Regions from separate parts of the Mus musculus genome. Here regions 1, 2 and 3 are each linked to region 4. The links are chromatin loops, found by intact Hi-C in ENCODE. Cell type or tissue: heart. All regions are shown on one strand.

Region 1 (2,500 bases), 580 kb before region 4:
CAAAACCACTAATGGACAAAGAATGTGTCCATGGAAAGACCTCTTACAAAAGATCGGTTTGTCAGGGCTGTAAAGATGGCTGGGTAGCTCAAGAGAACTTGTTCTTCTTCCCGAGGACCTGAGTTGGGTTCTCAGTAGACACATTAGAGGGCTCACAGCCATTTTTAACTCTAGCTCCAGGATATCTCTTCTGGCATCGCAGGGCCCCATCACTTTCACGCAAATATACACGTACATGTAATTAAAAATAAATTTCTTGCTGGGCAGTGGTGGCGCACTCCTTTAATCCCAGCACTCGGGAGGCAAAGGCAGGAGGATTTCTGAGTTCAAGGCCAGCCTGGTCTACAAAGTGAGTTCCAGAATAGCTAAATAAATAAATTTCTTTTTAAAAAATTAGTGTGTATACAATGAAAAAATCACTTTCAGCTTTTACCAACTGTTTCTCTAGTTAGGAATGTAGCTGAGTGGTAGGGCACCTAGGTTTACCTTACAGTAACCACACACACGCACACGCTCTCGCACACACAAACACACACACACACACACACACACACACAGGGGTGGGGGGCGATAAGAGGGAACCATAAACCACTCATTAGACTGGCAAATAGTGTGATTATTTTATTTTACTTTGGAGAAAATGGATATGTTTTACAGTTCTGGCAGCTAAACTGTACGTATCCCATAGCTCAAGAGTCCCATTACTTCTTACAGAAGTATTCGCTCTTTCTCTCAAAGATGAATGCATAACAATGACACAACTTTAGAGGAATAGCCAAGATGAGGAAATGAGGTAAGAAACCAGACTACCACACATTGTCCAGTCTCCTTACACACTCTCATTCTAGACTTTAGCTGGGCTGTCAGTCATTTGGGTAGTCCCTTTCCCCAACTCTTCACTAACAGTAATAATATCCAAGGAATTCATTTCTATTTTTTATGAAAAAAATTTTTAAAAGATTTATTTACTGTTATATGTACGTTCACTGTAGCTGTCTTCAGGCACACGAGGAGAGGGCATCAGATCTCATTACAGATGGTTGTGAGCCACCATATGGTTGCTGGGATTTGAACTCAGGACCTTCAGAAGAGCAGAAGGTCCTGCTCTTAACCATTTAGCCATCTCTCCAGCTCTCATCTCTACTTCTAACAACTCAGTTTGTGAATAAGAGGTTAGCCCTATACTATATGAGATAGATCTTTCAATGTTGCAATTTCTGTGTTCTGCTTGGGGGTTTTCTAATGCCTACTGAATAATTTTCAAATGAATAAGTCTTGGGATCAGGTCATGGATACTAAAAAAAAAAAAAAAAAAAAAAAAAAAAGTACTTATGACTCCATAACTTTGCCAGGTCCCAGTGATCAACTTACTCACACTGTTGTGGGTGTTCTTCAGCCTACCAGCAGAGGGCAGCATTTCCCACATAAGCGAAGCTTCAAAATGCAGAACTCAAATTGAAGAATGGAAAGTCATGATCAGATCACAAAGGCAAACTCGACAAAGCATGGTAACAACTGCGCTGTAGAACAGACCCTAGTTTCTCTGAGACCATACAACAGAAACTTAGACCTAACAGCACCTAACACTGTGTACTGGCACTGTAATGGAAAAATGAGACTAACATCCACATACATATATACTATTAGCCATAATATATGTGGTATACCTATATTAAATTGAATCTTACTAGCAGCAAAAATTCCTGGATCCCTAACCAAAGAGACTAGAGAGTCCATTTACACTTGAATCTACTTTTCCATTTTTTGCTACAAAAAAAAAAAAAAAAAAAAAAGAATGAAAGGGGCAAACCCCTTGATCTACCATAGATATTTATATGTATCTGTGGGTGTGGGGTACACATGATAGAAGAGCTATACAGGCATGAACTACATAGACACATGTGTAAGTTGGGATTTAGTTCTCAATACTATCACCATTGTTTTAAAAACAGTCTTACTAGCATGAATATATATACACATACATATATACATACCACGCCTACAATCCCATAGGCAATCGGTCTACATAAAGAGTACTAGGACAGCAGACAAGGCTACAGACAAAGAACCTGTCTCAAAAAACAAAACAAAACTTTTCACTGGACCTTGAGATTGCTGTTTTAGTTGGACTGGCTGGCCAGTGAGACCGTGTTCTTCCTTTCGCTGATATTCAGCCAGGGATTACATTATATACATGGCAGGCCTAGATTTCGTAAGTGCTGACTTTCATAGAGTATCTGAACTCACAAATACTTGACCCACTAAATCATCCCCCAAGCCATGACCACAAATGTTCAAGCTCAGCTTCACATTAGCAGAGCAAGGTAGTAAGGAGAGCAAAAAGAAACCACTAGGTCATGCAGTGGTGGTGCACATCTTTAATCACAGCACTGGGAAAGCAGAGACAGGTGAATTAAGTTTGAGGCCAGCCTGGTATAGGTCCAGATCAGCCAGGGCTACACAGAAAAACCTTGTCTCAAAAACAAAGGAAAAAGCCAGG
Region 2 (2,500 bases), 95 kb before region 4:
CTGACTGGTGTGAGATGGAATCTCAGGGCTGTTTTGATTTGCATTTTTCTGATGATTAAGGATGCTGAACATTTTTTCAGGTGCTTCTCAGCCATTCGGTATTCATCAGGTGAGAATTCTTTGTTTATCTCTGAGCCCCATTTTTTAATGGGGTTATTTGATTTTCTGGAGTCCACCTTCTTGAGTTTTTTATATATATTGGATATTAGTCCCCTATCTGATTTAGGATAGGTAAAGATCCTTTCCCAATCTGTTGGTGGTCTTTTTGTCTTATTGACGGTGTCGTTTGCCTTGCAGAAGCTTTGCAGTTTCATGAGGTCCCATTTTTCAATTCTCAATCTTACAGCACAAGCCATTGCTGTTCTATTCAGGAATTTTCCCCCTGTACCCATATCTTCGAGGCTTTTCCCCACTTTCTCCTCTATAAGTTTCAGTGTCTCTGGTTTTATGTGGAGTTCCTTGATCCACTTAGATTTGACCTTAGTACAAGGAGATAGGAATGGATTGATTCGAATTCTTCTACGTGATAACCACCAGTTGTGCAAGCATCATTTGTTGAAAATGCTGTCTTTCTTCCACTGAATGGTAAGTATATCTATTTTATAGGTCAGCTTTGAGATATTTGTTAACATGCTGTAGAAAGCATCTTAATAGTTAATATTTCATTATGCACCTTGTACACTGAAGTTGTTTTTACTTATGTATAAGAATCTATGTAGTCTTAGAACAGAGGAAAAAACTCATTATTCATTGTTCTTGTTTTATTAAAAATAGATAGCATGTTGAGCAATTCAGCAATCAGCCATCAATGAGCCATGATTGCAATGACAGATGAAACCTTTCCTTTGAATTCCCCTGGGCAAATACTCATAATTTCCCTGATACTAGCAATGTCATGATTAAGAAAATCTTATTCTAATAATTTAGAAAATTAAATCCTAGCTCCATGTGATCTAGGGAGAAAAGAAATGTTTTTTATATTGACAAGTAGTTTGGAGTTTATATGTAAGTAATCAAAAGTTCACATATGAAGAGTTGGAATATCAAATAATTGTCAAAAGTTGTTTTATCCATCTCTCAATATTATATTTTTATTTAAGGAATTTCAAATGATTTACATTCTAAAATGAAAAACTTGGTCAGATCATTTGATCAGATCATTTGCTGTAACCACCTCAAATTATAGTCTGTTAGATTTGCATTTAAAACCTTCTGATATAGAAAATCAGATCATGATGACTGCCACCAGATGTCGTCCTTATTCCATTCTAAAGACATTTGAAAATATTCCTGAGGCATTTTTAGAGCCATACATAGACATTGCTTTATTTTTCAGCATTTTAATTTGAAACAGCAAATATTTCAAGTACCTGGAATTCTAATTATACATGATTTTTCACAATGATCTAAGTATATAATGAAAATGTAATTGTGTCAATCATCTGAGCACAGAAGTTTTCCCATGAGGAATGAAGTCCACTCAGAGGACCTTTATCATATGTGTGTATGCACTGTGATGCAGTGTCAAGGTTGACAAGACTGGGGGATGAGAGTCAGGGTCAAGTTCATGAAATGCATACAAGGTACTAATGAAGTGGCTGCCTGGTGAGGGAGTAGGAGAAGCCACTGGAGACCCTGAGGAGCTGCCTCAGGTCATTTGACAGTGCTAGTAGTGTTTGTGGCATGTGGGAGTTGGCAGTCCTGGATCAGTGGCCCTATTTAAAAGGTGCTTCCATATTGTTTACTGTGAGAATAGTTCTCTATTGTTGCATCAAACGTTGTCCTCATTGTTTTTTGGCCACATCGAAGGCTTTAAAACAGCAATAAGAACTCTATAGGTCCTGTTAGGAAAGTGTTAAACATCCCAATTTGTAAAATTTGCACACTTAGATTGGGAATTAACAAAAAAAAAGGTTGTTTTATTTTTAAATCACCAACTTCAATGCCAAGAAAAGCCATAAGATCTCCCCAACTTTCATCAAATTTCCAGCCATTGTTGCCCAAGGACCAAGGGTAGGGCCATCACCAAGTTTCCAGAATTGGAGGGTAGCCTCATGTATCAAATATACAAGTGTGAAACTAGAACAGGAGTCAGATTGTTGTTAAGGAAACAAATTGTTTCTAAATCTCAATATGCTACAAGAATAGGTCTCTCCCTCCCTCCCTCCCTCCCTCCCTCCCTCCCTCCCTCCCTCCCTCCCCCCTCTTCCTTTCTCTTTCTTTCTTTCTTTCTTTCTTTCTTTCTTTCTTTCTTTCTGTCTGTCTGTCTGTCTGTCTGTCTGTCTGTCTGTCTGTCTGTCTGTCTTTCTGTCTTCTTTCATTTGTTTAAGACAAGGCTTCTATATGTATCCTTGGCTGTTCTAGATCTCACTCTGTAGACCAGAATGGCCTCAAATGCACAGAGATCCACCTGACTTTGCTTCATGAGTTGTGGGATAGTGGACCATGCCAGGAAACTTGGTAGGGCTGAGTGGGTCTGAGGTGCCAGCACTCAGGTACC
Region 3 (2,500 bases), 100 kb before region 4:
TCTATTTGGAGTTCTGTAGGCTTCTTGTATGTTCATGGACATCTCTTTCTTTAGGTTCAGGAAGTTTTCTTCTATTATTTTGTTGAAGATATTTGCTGGCCCTTTAAGTTGAAAATATTCATTCTCATCTACTCCTATTATCTGTAGGTTTGGTCTTCTCCTTGTGTCCTGGATTTCCTGCATGTTTTGAGTTAGGATCTTTTTTCATTTTGCATTTTCTTTGATTGTTGTGCTGATATTATCTATGGAATCTTCTGCACCTGAGATTCTCTCTTTCATCTCTTGTATTCTGTTGCTGATGCTCGCATCTATGGTTCCAGATTTCTTTCCTAGGGTTTCTATCTCTAGCGTTGCCTCCTTTTCGGGTTTCTTTATTGTGTCTACTTCGCTTTTTAGGTCTAGTATGGTTTTGTTCATTTCCATCACCTGTTTGGATGTGTTTTCTTGTTTTTCTTTATGGACTTCTACCTGTTTGATTGTGTTTTCATCTTTTTTTTTTTAAGGACTTGTAATTCTTTAGCAGTGTTCTCCTGTATTTCTTTAAGTGAGTTATTAAAGTCCTTCTTGATTTCCTCTACCATCATCATGAGATATGCTTTTAAAATCTGGTCTAGCTTTTCGGGTGTGTTGGGGAGCCCAGGATTGGGTGGGGTGGGAGTGCTGCGTTCTGATAATGGTGAGTGGTCTTGGCTTCTGTTAGTAAGATTCTTATGTTTGCCTCTCGCCATCTGGTAATCTCTGGAGTCAGTTGTTATAGTTGTCTCTGGTTAGAGCTTGTTCCTCTTGTGATTCTGTTAGTCTCTATCAGCAGACCTGGGAGACTAGCTCTTTCCTAAGTTTCAGTGGTCAGAGCACTCTCTGCAGGCAAGCTCTCCTCTTATAGGGAAGGTGCCCAGATATCTGGCGTTGGAACCTGCCTCCTGGCAGAAGTTGTGTTCCACTCACCAGAGGTTCTAAGATCCCGTGGAGAGTGCTCTGGAGACCTTGGGGGTGTCCACATACTCTGTGCCCTAGGTGACCCGTTGCTGGGGCCGACTGGAAGGGACTTGTGACCCTGGTCAGTCCGGTTTTTCTGCTTCCCCAATTAATGCTGTCTCAGGTCCCGCACGATTGGATTGGAACAGAAGTTGTGTTCCACTCACCAGAGGTCCTAAGATCCCGTGGAGAGTGCTCTGGGGACTTTGGGGGTGTCCCAATTTGTCATAATCTTATGGGTTTCTCCCATCTGAAGTTATCTGGGAAAGCTAGTAGGTCTGGACTGCCATTCTGCAATCTCCTCACAAGGTGGCACTGTAGGCTCTAGATTGAATTCCCCTGACCTAGCTAGAGAAACCTGTGCATTTTGATTTAATGTATAGTCTAATTTCTGTTCCATAGCTTGCAACTTAGCATCCCACCTCTCTGTTCTCTCTTTATCTGAGTCTGCTTTATTCTGATCTTTCTTAGAGAGGGCACAGAAAACTGTGACAATTACTGAAGTGTAACTAGATAAAATCTAGAGAAGTAAAGATAATTCTCATAGAAGTTTTAAGTCTTTGTACCCCAATTGGAGATAGCTAATCCCTAGACACAAGAGAGAATGGGTTTGAGAAAAACAGTTCTCCCCCATCTACCCAGGGATGCTTTGGCTGAGGAGAAGGAAAATACATGTAAGATGTTTCAGAGCTCTCCTAGGGACAGGAGGAGATCAGATGTCCTGCCTCCTCTCTGGCTCCTACTGGAAGAATGCTTATTCATTGCTTGTGGGTTATTTTTTTTCTATACTGGGTGTTCCCAACCAGATTAAAACATATAATGGAGCTGGCTATTGCAGTCAAGCATTTGAGACTTTCTGTTGACAATTTAATATTACTCATACTACTGGGATTCTTTATAATCCTCAAGGACAAAATATTGAGAAATAGGTATTGTGGAAGTTTAAAACAATATCTTCATAAAATAAAAAGGGGGAGTTATATCCCCATACACCACACAATTATTTAAATCATGCTCTTTTTATTTTAAAATTTAAAATTTGGATATCAAGGAACTCTTTGAGTGTCTATGGTACCTTACAACCAGGCATACTTATGCCTAGGTGAAATGGAAGGAGCCACATACTGGCACAAGGCATGATCCTGATCAGGTATTTGATATGGGGAAGATGGCATGTTGTGCTTTTTCTACAGGGTGCTGAAGGAGCGTGCTAACTGCCAGAGTGATTGGTGTGACATGCTGATGATGGGAGAAAGAATGATGCTGACCTGTGAGCTTTCTGAGTGCCTTGACAATGGTGACAGGAAAGCTTTATTGGACATATTTTCCTAACCCACCTTTGCTTGCCTGTATCCCAGACTGGACAAGCTGCCTTGCTTCAAGCTTTTAGACTTTATAGGACAGAGAACATGGTGACTGTGGAAACTGCCTTCAAAAAAATTTAATCAAATAGAGAATTAATAATCACTCTTCTCTTTCCTTTAATGTGACCAGTTATTCTGATTCAGTCATGGACTGGTCTAGA
Region 4 (2,500 bases):
GTCTGTCTATCATCTGTCTGCCACACTCTAGGATACATTAGCCTGGCCTAATCTGTGATCTGGGGCTTTTAGGGGCAAGTGAATATTGGAGGGGAGCCCCATCTCCAGCTCCTGACACTTGGTCCTCCACATGCAAATGCTTATTAATTTTCAAAGTTTTTATCTGTTATTGTATGCGTGTGTATCTGCATGTATTGTGTACCACAATTTTCAGTTAGCTTCCACCACGGCTCCCAGGGATTGAATTCAGGCATTATTCTTGTGCAGCAGCAAATTCCTTTTTTAAAAAAAATTAGATATTTTCTTCATTTACATTTCAAATGCTATCTCGAAAGTTCCCTATTACCCCCCCCCCCCCCCCGCCCTCCCTACCCACCCACTCCTGCATCTTGGCCCTGGCATTCTCCTGTACTGGGGCATATAAAGTTTGCAATACCAAAGGACCTCACTTCCCAGTGATGGCCGACTAGGCCATCTTCTGCTACTTATGCAGCTAGAGACACGAGCTCTGGGGGTACTGGTTAGTTCATACTGTTGTTTCTCCTATAGGGTACAGCAAATTCTTTTACCTAAGGAATGCTTTGCTGCTACTGCATACTTGTGTGTGTGTGTGTGTGTGTGTGTGTGTGTAATTTTCATATAAGTATTGCTGTATGCTGGGCATATTCACCCCCCCCACACACACTATTATCCTCCCTTTTCTCACCTCTCCTATCATTTCTCTTCATCTCTTAGTGCAGTTTAATTTTGTTCGTGTCACAGAGACAGTCATGCTTTTATGTATCTGCAAGAAACATAGTAGCACACACACACACACACACACACACACACTGAGTAAAACAAAAATAAATTTAAGAACTAAATATACATCTAGTCTTTTTGTTCAGTATTCATTAGCATATGCTTTTGCTTTCATTTTTTTCGTCAATTCATGCATAATAATTAATGGTCAATCAGCTTGAAAACTTTCCTTGATGTTGATAATGGAGTTTTCATGAGATCCTTGGGGTTTTCCTAAGTGTTATACTATCTTCAGGTAAAATGAATTCTCTCAGCCTTTTTTATTCTTATATAAGTACACACACACACACACACACACACACACACACACACACACACCACACTCACATAATAGTGTTTATATTAATATCAACAAAAATCTTCACCATAATAATGATGGAATAGGGCCTTATGTCAACTTCTAATTCATAGTAGCAACAGGACTTAAATTAAATGACTCCATTCTGACCACAGCCCTCTGCTGTCCATTAGGGTGGTTGCCACTTAGTGGTAGTCTCATTCAGCAAGCAGGAAAACAGAAGGCTGGTGTTGCTGCGACCTCTTCTGGCCAAATGTCGCCATGCGCGTCTCCTGAAGAAATGAGGATGTGCATACTAGATCAGGGGTGCCACCTTGTGGAAGCAAGAGTTTATTGCACCTGAGCAGTGTCTTTTCACGTAGTTGCCTTAGTTTGCTCGTCTGAGAGTAGGAAGAAATCTGAGTCACCCTCATCACAAGAACATTTCTTGTCTCAAAAGGAAGCCCAATCTTAGTCATAAGGAAAGGCACACTTGATGTCCAGTGAGATTCATGCTCACCCCTCAACCTGGAAAAAGTCCAAACAAAGGACTTTCAAACATATTATCAATGCTAGGGAAGCCAGGGTACTGAATATCCCTGGACAACTCAGACTAGTGTCTTCTGTCTAGTCCAATAGAATACTGTCTCCAAGTACCCAGGTAAAAGTTCTTATTCTACAAATCATGCCAGATGTCATACATTCTATAAACATATAGCATAATTTATAACAAACTAAAAGGAACGAAGAAACAGCCTGTTATGGTGGTGGCCCACTATTAGTCTGAGAACTCAAGGAGGAAGGCAGAGACAGGTAGATATCAGGGAGTGAACATCCTGGTCTATGTAAATAGTTCTAGGCTAAACAGAAACAGAAAGAAACTTTCTGTTCCAAAATACGATTTTCAGTAATTGACACCTAAGATGAGTGTGTGATCGCAGACATTATAGTGTGTCCTTTCTGGGTGCACAGTATAAGCTCAAACTTTATTATCCCATGAGAACATTCATGAGAAATGAAGAAACCAGAGAAACCAGGCAGATAAGAATAGTAGCAGGAATGGCAGTGCCACCTCTATGCAAATGCCAGGGAGGGGTAGGGGGAGGGGGCACAGCTGCAAAAGCATCACCTGCAGGATCTAAGTGAGGACTGCCTGAGAGACCAAGGGTTGCTGGTACAGACAATGCCTGCCAATTGGACACTGCTGTTTAGAAGAAATATTTCTTGGGACCAGTGGGGTATGGGTGGAGGGTATTAAAAGAGCTTGCTGCACAATTTCTTATCTGCTTCCAGAGTTTGTGTTGTTGACTCTGGGCCACCTCACCTCCTACCCCCAAGGGCAGGTAGAGTCAGACATAGAGTAGTCCAGGGCACAGGCAGCACAGGAGTAATTAAAACATTAATATAAAAATGTAAAACTAA

What was found. Hi-C counts contacts between places; a loop is a spot of excess contacts. Peaks named below come from ENCODE experiments on the same cell type or tissue, not always from the same donor. Only the 100,000 strongest peaks of a DNase experiment are listed, where the experiment ranks them.
Region 1: a loop joins it to region 4, with 5 times the contacts of the local background. A loop is called at or near these places in 2 of 42 quality-filtered maps.
Region 2: it touches region 4 in a loop (17-fold over the local background); 36 of 42 quality-filtered maps call a loop at or near these places.
Region 3: it touches region 4 in a loop (9-fold over the local background); 32 of 42 quality-filtered maps call a loop at or near these places.

The regions. Positions count from the first base shown.
Region 1 is chr2:38,795,879-38,798,378 of GRCm38, forward strand. The region is part of intron 3 of Nr6a1 (nuclear receptor subfamily 6, group A, member 1); the gene reads right to left. Among named protein-coding and RNA genes, the nearest start is that of Nr6a1os, 19 kb to the right of the region's middle. In heart, a CTCF peak has its summit at 1,404 (motif pointing right); a DNase peak (open chromatin) is centred at 1,403.
Region 2 is chr2:39,277,148-39,279,647 of GRCm38, forward strand. No RefSeq gene overlaps it. Among named protein-coding and RNA genes, the nearest start is that of Ppp6c, 52 kb to the left of the region's middle. In heart, a CTCF peak has its summit at 1,248 (motif pointing right); no DNase peak of the experiment used is centred here.
Region 3 is chr2:39,267,266-39,269,765 of GRCm38, forward strand. No RefSeq gene overlaps it. Among named protein-coding and RNA genes, the nearest start is that of Ppp6c, 42 kb to the left of the region's middle. In heart, a CTCF peak has its summit at 1,273 (motif pointing right); no DNase peak of the experiment used is centred here.
Region 4 is chr2:39,371,910-39,374,409 of GRCm38, forward strand. No RefSeq gene overlaps it. Among named protein-coding and RNA genes, the nearest start is that of Ppp6c, 150 kb to the left of the region's middle. In heart, no CTCF peak of the experiment used is centred here; a DNase peak (open chromatin) is centred at 1,362.